2 separate regions of the Homo sapiens genome follow, and region 2 is linked to region 1. A link is a loop called in an ENCODE intact Hi-C map of the cell type or tissue named here. Cell type or tissue: heart left ventricle. All regions are shown on one strand. Links, peaks and the distances in the headings refer to the core of each region. The heading gives the core; the rest is flanking DNA.

The links. Hi-C counts contacts between places; a loop is a spot of excess contacts. Peaks named below come from ENCODE experiments on the same cell type or tissue, not always from the same donor. Only the 100,000 strongest peaks of a DNase experiment are listed, where the experiment ranks them.
Region 2: a loop joins it to region 1, with 2.3 times the contacts of the local background. A loop is called at or near these places in 9 of 110 quality-filtered maps.

What each region holds. Positions count from the first base shown.
Region 1 is chr5:56,611,784-56,618,150 of GRCh38, forward strand. No RefSeq gene overlaps it. Among named protein-coding and RNA genes, the nearest start is that of C5orf67, 8.7 kb to the left of the region's middle. In heart left ventricle, for the core only: no CTCF peak of the experiment used is centred there; no DNase peak of the experiment used is centred there; H3K27ac peaks cover 572 bases.
Region 2 is chr5:56,801,674-56,808,040 of GRCh38, forward strand. No RefSeq gene overlaps it. Among named protein-coding and RNA genes, the nearest start is that of MAP3K1, 11 kb to the right of the region's middle. In heart left ventricle, for the core only: no CTCF peak of the experiment used is centred there; no DNase peak of the experiment used is centred there.

The DNA.
Region 1 (6,367 bases), core at 1,858-4,357:
TCCACACACCTAAAGTGAACTCATTTCCTACAAAGACACATATACACAATGAGTACTATTCAGCCATAAAAAAGAACAAGATCCAGTCATTTGCAACAATGTGAATGTAACTGAAGGTCATTATGTTAAGTGAAATAAGCCAGGCACAGAAAGACAATAGTGTGTGTTCTCACTTATTTGTGGGATCTAAAAATCAGACAATTGAACTCATGGAGATGGAGAGTGGAAGGATGGTTACTAGAGGCCAGGACATATAGTAAGTGGGTGAGGAGGAGGTGGGGATGGGATGGTTAATGGCTACAGAAAATATTTAGAAAGAATGAATAAGACCCACTATTTGATAGCACAACAGGGTGACTATAGTCAATAAAAGTTTAATTGTACATTTAAAAATAACTAAAAGAGTATAATTGGACTGTTGGTAACACAAAGGATAAATGCCTGAGGGGATGGATATTCCATTCTCCATGATGTGATTATTATTCACTGTATGTCTGTATCAAAACATCTCATGTAATCCATAAAAATACACACCTACTGTATACCAACGAAAATTAAAAACTAAAAAAAAAACAAAAAAACAACAACAACAAAAAAACAACAAACTGACCCAAAATGGATTAGGAAACCTACTTTGGATCCCTTCTTCTCCATCAAGGGTCTCCATCCAGGTCAACTCAGGGCTTGATTTGTAACCAGAAAATGCTACAAGAGCCTCGAGATTTTCTCCAAAGGAGTCATCCCTGAGATGCTCATTAATCACTGAAAACAAGTAGTTGTTTCATGCCAAGGCTGGGAGCAATCTGTTCCTAAGCAGTCCTCTCATCTCTCTGATCTTCCAGGAAAGAGCGTAGCAATGGTCCATCCTTTGGGGATGCAAGCCCTGTCCCATTCACAGTTTGAGGGAATTGCTGCCTACTTCTATGCCTCCAAGCACAGCTGTCTATTCCTCCCCTTCCAGAATTATGCCACAATATCTCCCCTCTGTGAGCCCTTAGGGACACATCTGGACTCTTCGTCCAGGGTTTGCACCTGGAGGAATAGTCTGTGTAGCAAATTCTGCCATGTTCCACCCAGATCTGTGTGTTAGTCCCTCAGCTTTGCATCCTTCTGCTAAGGGATGGGAGTTCACCTGAAATCACACCACTGCTTGGTTTCCCTTCTTACTTGCTTGCTTCCCCACTTCCTTCCTGGTTTCTTCTTAGAACACTTTACTACTAAATAACTTGTATACTGGGTGTGATTCTAGCAACCCAACCTAAAACAAGTTGTTAGACCTACTCAGCTTTACCACACTGGCTCACCTTCTGATTTTGTGCTATAAAACTAACTGGTCTCTAAGCAGCACTCAAAGAGGACAAGAATGCAGGTCTCAGGCATGAGTAGCTGGAATATAATCTCCGCATAAGGCACCCCAAATCTCAAAATACTACACCTTTCAAGCGGTGACTTCTTAAGCACTCTTTATAAATATAAGGACATTAGTCGCAAACAAACATTTATTCAAATTTGTTTTTACTCTTCCCCTTTGTTTTTCAATCTATTTTGACTGCCATTCTCCTCTAGTATCTGAAGAGACTGAATAAACAGTCCACTTGAAAGCAGGCATACTGAATATCTATTGAAAGTTAAGAGACCATACAGGTAAGAGTCAAAATATGCCTAAAATGAAACTCTTAGTGAAATGCAATACCTATTTCTTTATATGGAATGGTGTAAAGCTAAGTTGATTGAATCATATAATAAAGTAATAGTCAACAGAAAAATCAATAGAGGTACATTATGCACCCATTTAAAGGACTTTAGCCTATAAAAAAGACCTATACCACAGAACTTTTAGTTATGAAACAGACAGAGAGACAGCAGCTCCTTAGAAATCTACAAGTGGAGGCTCTAATTCCTGGAGGGGTTGCACCAATTTGGATGCAACTGCTTCTTCCCCATTTGGAGCACACTGATGAGCCACAAAGAACCCAGTAGGCTCCCTCTTGATCGCCTAGGACAGTCAGCCATGATTGTCTTCTCACTTTGCACAAAGGGCAGTGTGGCAACTGGCCACTTTATAGGGAGAAACATGGTGACAGCCTCTCACAGTTCTCCATTTAGTCTGAGCCTCCTTCTCCCAAGCTGCTCACCACTACGAGCCCACATCAGTAAATACCCAAATTTACTTTTATTGGCCCCTTCTCTGCACCACCTGGATTAGAAATAGTGGTCAGGCAAGTTTTGAGAAAGACTTCAGTTCCAAGAGTTGAAACCATGGGGAAAGGTTTTACATATATTTTCATCTACTGGGAGAAGCATCAGCTGAAGAAGATTGAGAGGCAAAACTGCTCAGAAGGTGCTAGAGACAGACTGCCAGTTTAAATCCTACACCTGCAACAGGACATCCTGGGTCAAAGTTCTTCAACTCTACATGCCTCCTTTTCCTCCTTTGTCAAATTAGGATGATAATATTTACCTCAAAGGGTTGCTGGGAGGATTAAAAGAGTTAATACTTTTAAAAGTGCTTAGATGAGCACCTAACACATAGTAAACACTCACTAAATATAACCCCTGGCTGTTGTTTCAATCGCTGTTATTTGTGTCTTCCTATTCTTCTTCACCATCATCATCATTATCACCACCTTTCCCTAAGAAAATTTACAAACTTGAAGCAATGTTTATTTAATTCAAAATAAAGGCCCCATAAGCTTCACACAGGAGCACACTCCATGTCTGTAGGAACTCTCATCACTCCTGGGTTCTCCCTATATATTTGCATCTCTTACTGGCCAGAAGACCTAGCTCTGGTATATATAACTGAATTAGTCAATGGAATGCGACTATGGCTGCCATTTTTTTTTACAAGCCTATTTGTATTTGTCCCATTTCCCAACCTTGAGACCTCAAGATGTCAGGAAAAAAGACTAAACTTGGAGTCAGAGCCTTGGTTCCTAATCTTGGCTCCCACTAGTTGTATGACAAAGAGCAAGTCACTTAACCTCTTTGCACTTCAATTTCCTCACCTGCAAAGGACAGAAATTGGGTAATTAACATCTGCCTTTCATTACCTCCCAGAACTGTAGTAAATCTCAAATAAGATATGGTATGTGAAAGTGAACTCCCCCATGCAGTTTCAGTGCCCCATTCACTCATTCATTCTTGTCTCTCTAAACATACTTTGTGTAGACAAAGCTCATTTACTTCCATTTTTAATTCCAGTGTCAAAAGAGTACAACATACCTTCCAAAGGGCATAAGAGCATTCCATTCTTAACACAAATGGCTGCCTCCTCTTTTCTTCCCTTGGGTTTCAAAGCTGTAATGTGAGTACACAGCCACTTTTAAATTCTTTCCTATTTTCCACTCTCTCTAATTACATGATATCATGGACTAAAAGATAGATCATGAGATCTTCATGTTGCTACAACTTACAAGTGATGCAAAATATCATTAGCAAACTGCATCTGAAACTGAGAGCACTTCACCCATAAGGATCCCAAGAAGAAACAGCCCACTCTAATGACAGAGTAAAAGCAAAGGCTGAGTGCGGAGCTTAAGGAATACATTGGGACCAACCTGTAGATATTTCAAAAGCACTAATTATTGGTACAGCTGGCACAGGAAGACTAAACCAACTGCACTTATCTGTAATGATTTTTTTTTTAATGCTACCAACGCATTTCACACGTGCTAAAAACTCCAGGCTAAATTGGTTGCAAGACATAAGACCATCAGGGCATTCAAAGAAATAGTCTCTGCAATTATCACTAATTAATCAGCCCTAACAGTTGGAAGCCAGTTGGAGAGGTTTACGCTTGAATGTAAATGAGGAAGGAAGGACCTGCTGGAATGAGATGGTGTGGCATATTTGTTTTGTTTTGACTTCTTTCCAGACATATTTCAGTTTACATAAATATTTGAAGGTTGGATCAGACAGGATTTACAGCACAATGGTATCAGGAATGTCTTTATAAAAACTTTGATATGGTCTAAATTAGGTTTCAAGAAGGAAGGGCAGCCGTGGGAGCAGGAGCCTTTTTCAGTATTTAACTTTATGTCCTGACCAGTGCCTAACACCACTTCATAAATCACAGGTACCTTGGACTTAGAATGCACAAGCCCTGTTTCCATGGCCTCGATTTCAGCAGGGACAGATACTGCCTGGAGAGAGAGCTTGCCAACCTTCTGTTTTAAGCACTGCATGTGTGACCTTTGGTTGACCTTAGGTTCTGGGATTTGAGGGTTAAAGTTGTCTTTTGGCACTGGAGCCTGATTTTTTTTTTTTCTCCAAAAGTGTTTAGAGAAATAAGAGAGCGCCCCACCCTCTGCAGCAGGGCAAGCTGTTTCCTGTAGAAGCAAGAGTTAGTGGCTATCCCAGTTATTCCTTGTAAAAAATACTTCTTCAGGAGAAAAACTCTTTCTCAAGGGGTCTGTTTCTGTTTCTCTTTCAATGCCTAACTCTCCAAGGAGTTTACTTAGAATTAGCATGGTCTTTGCATAAAGGCGGACAAAGCAAAGGCGATGCTGTTTGTTTTCAAGGTGAGAATTAGACCAAAACAAGAATCTGACAGGTTGAACCAAATGAAAAGCCCTCACTTCTCTGAACATGAATTTTCTTTGCACAGATTGTTTTTTCCTGAAGGCAGATCACTGAGGGGCAGGTGGATTATAGGAACCTAAACTACATAATCGTCTCTAATAAATGAACATTTTTACCGCACCAACGGTTGATTAGGGATATACCACGAAACATACTAGCCTATTTCTGAGTGAAGCAGGAAAGCTTTCATAGAGAGGTTTTATTGTTTACATTCAATGAAAGGAAAAGTCTGACTTGAAGTAGTCAGATATAATCTCTCTCTGAATTAAAAGGGTTCTATTGTACTAAGATGCTGGTGCTGTTAGCAAAGGTGAATCCAGGATTTTTGCCCAGGCACAGAATGCCTTTATACAAGCGAGCTATACATGTGGCCACAAACAGACAAACTTGCCTGGTTATTGGCAGCCATTCTCAGTGTAAGAAGAGTTTATTTTCCTTTAGGAGCCCACAGTTGAACAATGTTCTGGTGCCCTAGCTGTTTCATAACTTTCCATGTAATTAAGCAGTTGGCATGACCTTCTGTAGCAAGATAATAATAGGAATTAGCAAAGGCGGGGCTTGTACACAAGGACACTTTGGACTACTCAAGCTCACAAATAAAAGCTTTCAAATAAATGCAAAACTGTCTTTCAAATTCAAAGAGCTTTCCTAGTGAAGTGACACTCCCCCAACACACACACACACAAACACACACACACACACACACACACACTGCAAGCAAACATGACAAAATTTCCTGTAACTTGAGAACTGCAAGGGACAATTCAAAAAGGTGGGAGGAAGCAGACCTGGTCATCATTTTTCAAAAGCCACCTTCACTGTCTAGATGAACTTAAGGATGAATATCAAAGCTAGTCATTTGAAAAAAGAAAAAAAAGTCACTACAGATTTCTAGGAGTAAGCTGGTTTTGAAAAAGAAATTATGATTTAAAGAAAAATAATAAAACCATGAGCAGAGCAGAGCACAAATTACACGGCCACTGAACACCAAGTGGTTTCAAACCAAGATCCAGTAGAACAGATGTGCACCTTTCCTGGGACAGAAATCTGAGCACTTTTGTCCAGGATAGTTCAATAAGCAGGCAACAGATATGTGGGTGTGGTAGATAGCTTCCAAAGATGGCTGCCATCAATGCCTGCACTTCCTAGACACATGGGCTGCTTCCCCCATCAAGATGGGAATCTAATTCCATCTGGAAATCTGAGCTATCCTTGGCGCCTAGCTGGACAACAAATATGGCAGAAATGGGGCTGCATAACTTTTGAGGCTAGTTACTAGGGCTGTGCAGTTTCCCCCGGATCTGTTGGAATACTCACTGTTAGGATGGACCCAGCATCTCACTGTGAGAAGCTCAAAACTCATGAGAAGCCACACATAGGCACTCTGGTCAACAGCCTCATCTGGGCTGTCAACCATCGGCCATCAGGAGCTGCTGACCATGCCAGTCAGCCATATTGGTTGTGCAGCCCCAGCCAACACCTGCCTGCAACTTCATGAAAGATGCCAAGCAAGAATTGTCCAGCTGAGGCCCATTAATTCACAGAACCACGAGACATAATAAATTTGTGCATATATATGAAGTGGGTATGAAATTACTTTGCTCATTTTTTCCTTATTGACTTATAAGAGCTTTTTGTAAGTGAGGGATAGTAACTCTTTGCCTAACATTTTAATACTGTTACCAAATGAAAGGTCTTGACTGTAAGTTGTCCAGGTTTTTGGCTTGTTGAACAGAGTTGAACAAAACACACAAACAAAGCAACAAAAGAAAAAAGTAACAAA
Region 2 (6,367 bases), core at 2,225-4,724, 190 kb after region 1:
ATGTCTACCTTGAAGAAGAGTTGTGGGAGAATTAAATGGAGTGACAGTATGCAAAATGCCTGACACACAAGAGTTCTCAGCAAATGCTAGTTGAATTGAATTCTAGATTACTCATTCTCGGGAAGGAATTCATCTCTAATTTTAGTCTTTCCATCAATAAATTTGATACGTTTATTTTGTTTTCTGGATTATTGAGTAGTCCTCCTCCCTTCAAAAATAATCAACTCATTTTGGGCAAAGTACAGAAGAAGCAAGTAAGAATAAAAGGAATATTAAATATTGCAATGGCAATAAAAAGAATTAAAATCTTTGCGATATGAATAAGCTCACAGAGCAGCCCAGACTTTTTGGTGTACATTGTCAAGGAAGGCAGTGAATCCAATAATGTTAATAACTTCCCTATGTATATAAGGGCAACTGCAGACTTTCAGAGAGAACCCAACCCATTGTAATTTTATGCCATCCTCTTATTAAGAATGGCCTCTTGACAGTTACCTAAGCTCATATTATCATCCTTGATTAAATTAATATGAGAAGGATGACAAGTGCTGAGATACTTCCCTTCAAATAAGATGAAAACAGCATCCAAGGAATAAGGAAGAAATACAAGCGAAGAGGTCAAAAATCAGCTGAGTTAGCAGGGGCTACTCTAAACAGATGCTCAGCCTCTCAGGAGACTGACAGCTCCAGTATGCGATGGGCCAGGCAGTTTGGGAGCTGCCCCTTCCTTCTGCCAGACCAGATGATGATTAGCATCTGACACATGAATAGGAATAGCTGGGCCTGGGCCTGAAACTGCAGGGAGGGGCACTGGTCCCAGCCAACAAGCCTGCAAAGCAGTTGGAGAATAGAAAAATGCAAATGTCCTAGGTCTCCTCAGCCATTAATTCAGAATCTAAGTACTGGTATATAGTTAGCTGTTTCAGGAAGATAAAGAACTGCTTTTAGAAAAAGATAGCCATTTACAAATCAGCTTAGGATTGTTCTTATATTTCAGAAGCTTTTTATTTCCAATAACATTTCTATAGAATATCACCCCTGAACATGTTAATATTTGAACAAATTTTAAAAACCTAAATCTTCCTGGAATTAGGTTGTACTCATTTTGCCAATATCCTACTTCTAATGGAGGAGGTGAATCATTAAGACAAAATTTAGGGAACCTCTGAGATATCAAAATTGATTTAAAATAACATGAAAAATTGTATTTCCATGGTCTTACTTTGCCTAACCCAATGGTTTCTTCCCTTTAAACGAGTTGGCATCCCAATGTTTTCACATATACTAATGAGCTAACAACAATACTCATGGATTTTATACTAATCTATTTAGAAATAAAGAAGATAGCCTTGTGATTTTACCAGCATTTGAAGCACTCCTCAAAGAAAAATCATTCTTAGTTTATTTTGCCTCTCTCAGACTGGGATAGGATATGGCTTGCTCTGTAGCCCACGAAACAGAGTGAAGAGCTTCTGTCTCAGCTTCCACAGATTACCATGTTCTATTACAGTTGGCACAGCAGATTCTCTGCCCACTAAATCATCTGAAGCAACAGATGGATCCCACAATTGCCAATAAATATTTGTGAAGGGGGAGGCTTTCTGCAGAGATTTCCTGTGTTTTAGAGCTTTTGCTGCAATGATACTTTTAGTTTTTCATCTTAGAAATTATTTTTCTTTGTAATTTGAGATGGAAGTCAATGATGAGTATCGTCTTAGGATGTGCAGAGCAGTACTAAATTAAAACCAAAAACCAAGATTCTCTCATCTCATGTGTTGTTTTCAGTTTGTTTTTTGAGCTTAGCACCTCACATCTTCTTGGTCTACCTTTTACTTCTGCTCTGGCGGCAGCTCACTGTGGCCCCACAGCATCTCTCTCTAGCCCCACCCTGTTATGGCTCACTTCTGCCCCAGGTGAAGGTGCCAGTGGTAAGCCGATTGCCTTCTGCACAGGCACAAAGCTTGAAACGTGGAAGGGTAACACCTCCTGGCCCAGAGCTTGTCCACTGAAGACAGGAGCTGAAGGGTAAATGTTACCCTACCCTCTCCCATTTCTCCAGTGTATAATGTGAGGCACCTTCCACACAGCTCCCCAGATGGGCCCAGAGGGACTGAGCCCCAACCGTCCATGACGGTGGAAATCAACTGGATAAGGCCCCCCAGGCCTGGTTTTCACCTCCCTCACTCCTGTTTCCTCATCTCAGGATCTGCTTTCAAGGGACACAGATTAAACTCCTACCAATGGTGACTGTTTCTTTTGTCCTTAGCAAATACCAGACATTATCCACTTTTTAAAGTGTTTTCAGTCTGGCAGGAAATAAATGTCACCATTTTCATCTGCATGTGTGATTATTAGTAAGTGAAAGAGAAAACACTTTTAAAAATCACAAGTAAACCACAATAAAAAATCAGTAGTTTCTCCTAAGATAAAAACCAATACTTTGTTGCCTCTTCCCCCAACCCAGATGAAGGTATTACTTTCTGATTTTCACACGACAAATATGGTGCCAAGGAAACAACATACCAGAAGTCTTTTCCTACTACCTTATAGCTCTTGAAATGTTAAGACAGGACCAGGAAATGATGGGTATTATTTGAATTTGGGCCTTTGTCTATATGTGACGGACTTTCATAAACTGTTAGAGACGGACTAGATGTTAAATATCACCAAGTTGAGTATTCCGGCTTAGAAAAATGGAGACACTAAGACCCAGTGAAGAGAAGTAATGGAGAGACTTGCCACCTGTGACACAGACAAGGGTAGCCCTGGCCTGGAACTCCTGACTCTTTGGTGCTTTTCCTGCTAAGCCATGTTGTCCTTTCTTCAGAAATTGATCATTTGGCTTTCCCACAACATCCTCACTTGTGGTATCTTATAAGACCACATTTACTACTGAAATAAGAAATGTTATAATTTCACCATAAAGGCATCACAAAGAACGATTTTTTAAAGAAAAATATCCAGAGACATGATATCTTTGTAGGAAACATTATTATGGTGAGCTCCAGAGAGAGCTTTCTGAAGGGTCCCAAACTGCAATTTATTACTGGAATACTGGGATCCTAGTTCAAAGGTGACATAAAATATGAGGTCAGCATGAGTATCTAAAATACACAAGACAAAACTGAGAGTTGCTAACACAAAATCAAGACCAATAAATAGGCCAGGCACAGTGGCTCATTTCTGTAATCCCAGCACTTTGGGAGGCCGAGGCAGCAGATCACTTGAGATCAAGAGTTCAAGACCAGTTTGGCCAACATGGTGAAACCCCATCTCTGGGTGTGGTGGCGCATGCTTGTAATCCCAGCTACTTGGGGGGCTGAGGCATGAGAACAGCTTGAACCCAGGAAGCAGAGATTGCAGTGAGCCTTGCAAGATCCCACCACTGCATTCCAGCTTGGGTGACAGAGTGAGACTCCATCTCAAAAAAAAAAAAATCAATTAATAAAAAGTGTCAGAGATCTTAAATTTTTTAGAAGCCTATACCTACCAGCAGCATAAGGGAGCCTGGACATCTAGATCTCACAAGACTACCTTACAGAGTTAACTTCGTCTCTTTGGATATGTTAGAGATTTACCTTAAGTTTTCACATGTACAGTTTTTACTTATTATAATAAAACTATTTAAAATAATGAAAGTTAAAAGTTATTGAAGGTGATTCATATATTTAGGACAAGTGACTTTTAAATGCATAATTTAAACTCCTATTATGGTTAGTTAACCTATAATAACTCTGTTGAGTTTGTTTCAGCCATATATTATTTCAGCTAGAGAAGAGCTAATATTTGCAAGGAATCTACTAAATTCTATGCATTTTAGAGAATTTCAACTTTATTTATTGCTATCCCCTGTCCTACTTTGAGTTCCTCCAAAAGGGGACCTTCAGATGGGATTCCAATTCAAATAGTTGACTCAGGAGGTGAAGGAAACACTGCATGGGAGTGGGAAAGTGAGACAGAGAAGGCAGCCAGTAAAGGTGTTTTTCCAAACTGGCTACTACTGTGGGCAACTACAGCCTAACCCTGCTGGAAAATAAAATCCAGAAGCCTTTGTAGAACATACCCGAGTTGTCCTACCCAAAGGGCAAGAGAGGTAGTATGTTGGTCAGTTTTTAGCAGCCAGCTCTGGAAGAAGATGGGAGAGCTCTGATTTGTAACATTTGCCAGTTTCTGTAGTGTAAATGCTCCCACCATGGCCAATTTCAAGCACCAATGTGACATCGTTGAACTTAGAGTTTGGAAGAGGGATGCACTCTAGGCTCTCAAGTTGATGGAAGCCACCTCCAGCACACCATCTGCAACTTGCATCATTGGCTAAGGACTGCTTAGGATTACGAGCAGAGCCCACTTCTAGCCGGCCATATACTCAGCAAATTGAGTGTCGCAAGCCAGACAGATACAGGTGCTGCCGTGGAAATCTGGCTTATGTGCACCAAGGTAGTGGTAAGGTGAAAGGAAAAGGGCAAGGCCCCAACAGTGACTACTACATCCCCGTATTAATGATGACTAAAGTGTGTACGGCTTGCCAAAAGTCACACAATCATGGAGGAGCTGAGATTCAAACACAGGCCTGGCTGATAGCAAAGCCTTCTAGTCTGTGTCATGCTGTTCCTCCTATAGAAAGCTGTACATCTCACAATGCCTTAGTGAACAAATAAAACTGTATTGTGTTACTTAGGGTCAATTATTCTGCTCTAACAAGTAGATCTAAATAGGCAATGGCTTAAGACAAAGGAATTATATTTGTGGGTGGGAACTCGAATTATCTAGGGGACTGTCCTCCATCCAGTCATTCAGGGACCCTTTCACTCTGTTTCTCTGCCATCCTCTGGGCCATGATAGTCATCTGTATTCAGCTGTGCCATTTCTTGAAATCTATGGCTCACATGCTGTTGATGAGAACTAGTCACATGGCCATATGTAGCTGCAAGGCAGGCTGGAAAACTTAGCCACTGGCTAGGCAAGTGCTTCCCCACTACAGCTGCATGGCAATGGCTGGGGATAAGGACTTTGGTTGACAGCTAACCATCTCTATCACAGTTTCCCATAGAGTCTTTAGGATATTATTGTTTTCCATTTCTTTGTATAATGAATTTTAATATCTATAGTAATTCAAAGGTAAATTTTTATGTCTAGTTTATGAAGATTTTTCAAAAATAAAATTTGAAACAGCTTGCTACTTTGAGTTACAAAAATAATGCAGAGTGTAGTATCCCTTTCTCTATTCAAAGGGGTATGTACTGGTGAAGACCTTCATGGTAATATTTTCACTTGAGAAGCTTAAGGCATTAGAGAACGAAAGCTGTATTGAAGCAAGAACACTGAAAGAACTCATAAATAGGTTTCTCACTAAGAAAATAGCAGCTAACCATAGAAAAACAACAAAGATATTTTACATATATTATGTTATCATGATGGATACACATTGCAGCTTTGAGGTTAAAAGAATGGGCTGTGGGCCCAGAATATCTAAGTTCAAATCTCACCCCTACTGACTCTGAATAGTCTTGGTTAAGTTACTTAACCTCTCTGCTTCAGTTTCTTCACCTGGAAAATGGCGATGGCGACAGTGCCTACCTCACAGGGTTATTGTGTTGATTAAATAAGTTAATATACATGAGGCACTTATCACTGTAATGGCACATAGTAATGTTTAATATGTTTATATTTAATGATAATTTTAAACACCTTTTGTTCTCCAGAAACTTCCCAGGATCCTCTTCCCCAAACCTTTCAGGTTTGTTTTGTGTTGCAGGTGGTACACACACCTAGAGACATTTTGCTTTCCTTTTATGGGCTTCTATCCTAATATTCAATGCCTTTCAATTGTATGACCCCCAGCTCCACCCTGACCACAGTCTACTCCTCAAGGGTCCACCTCTTCCCTCACTCTACCAACAATCCCTTCCCCTCACAGAGGCCCCTGAAGTGCACTTTTAAGACCTGAGTTTACTACCCCTCATTTTCCTTAAACTTTCCTGAGTCTTCGTTGCAAAACTTTCTGCTTCTTTTCTGCCATTCTATTTTTCTGCCTTTTAGATTCCCAGTTTCCCTGATCCCCTATTCCCGCCAATTGCCCCCAGTAAGAGACTCAGAATATAAATAGAGATAAATTCTTATCTTTTTCTAAAATGAATGCACAATTGAATTCGCAGATGAGGTAGTTTTATTTCAAGGAAGGGGAACTCCCTGTTAGGGAGGGAGTGTTGTGATTAAAGGTCAAATCCTAAGAACTCTTAGACAGTTGGTGTTTCGTAACCATCTAAATCAACTCCTGTTCACTGAGCATCTACTGCATGCAAGGCACCGAGGTAGGGACCCTGTGGAGGTGAGATGATGAAAACGAAATGGTCTCTGCTCCAGGGTC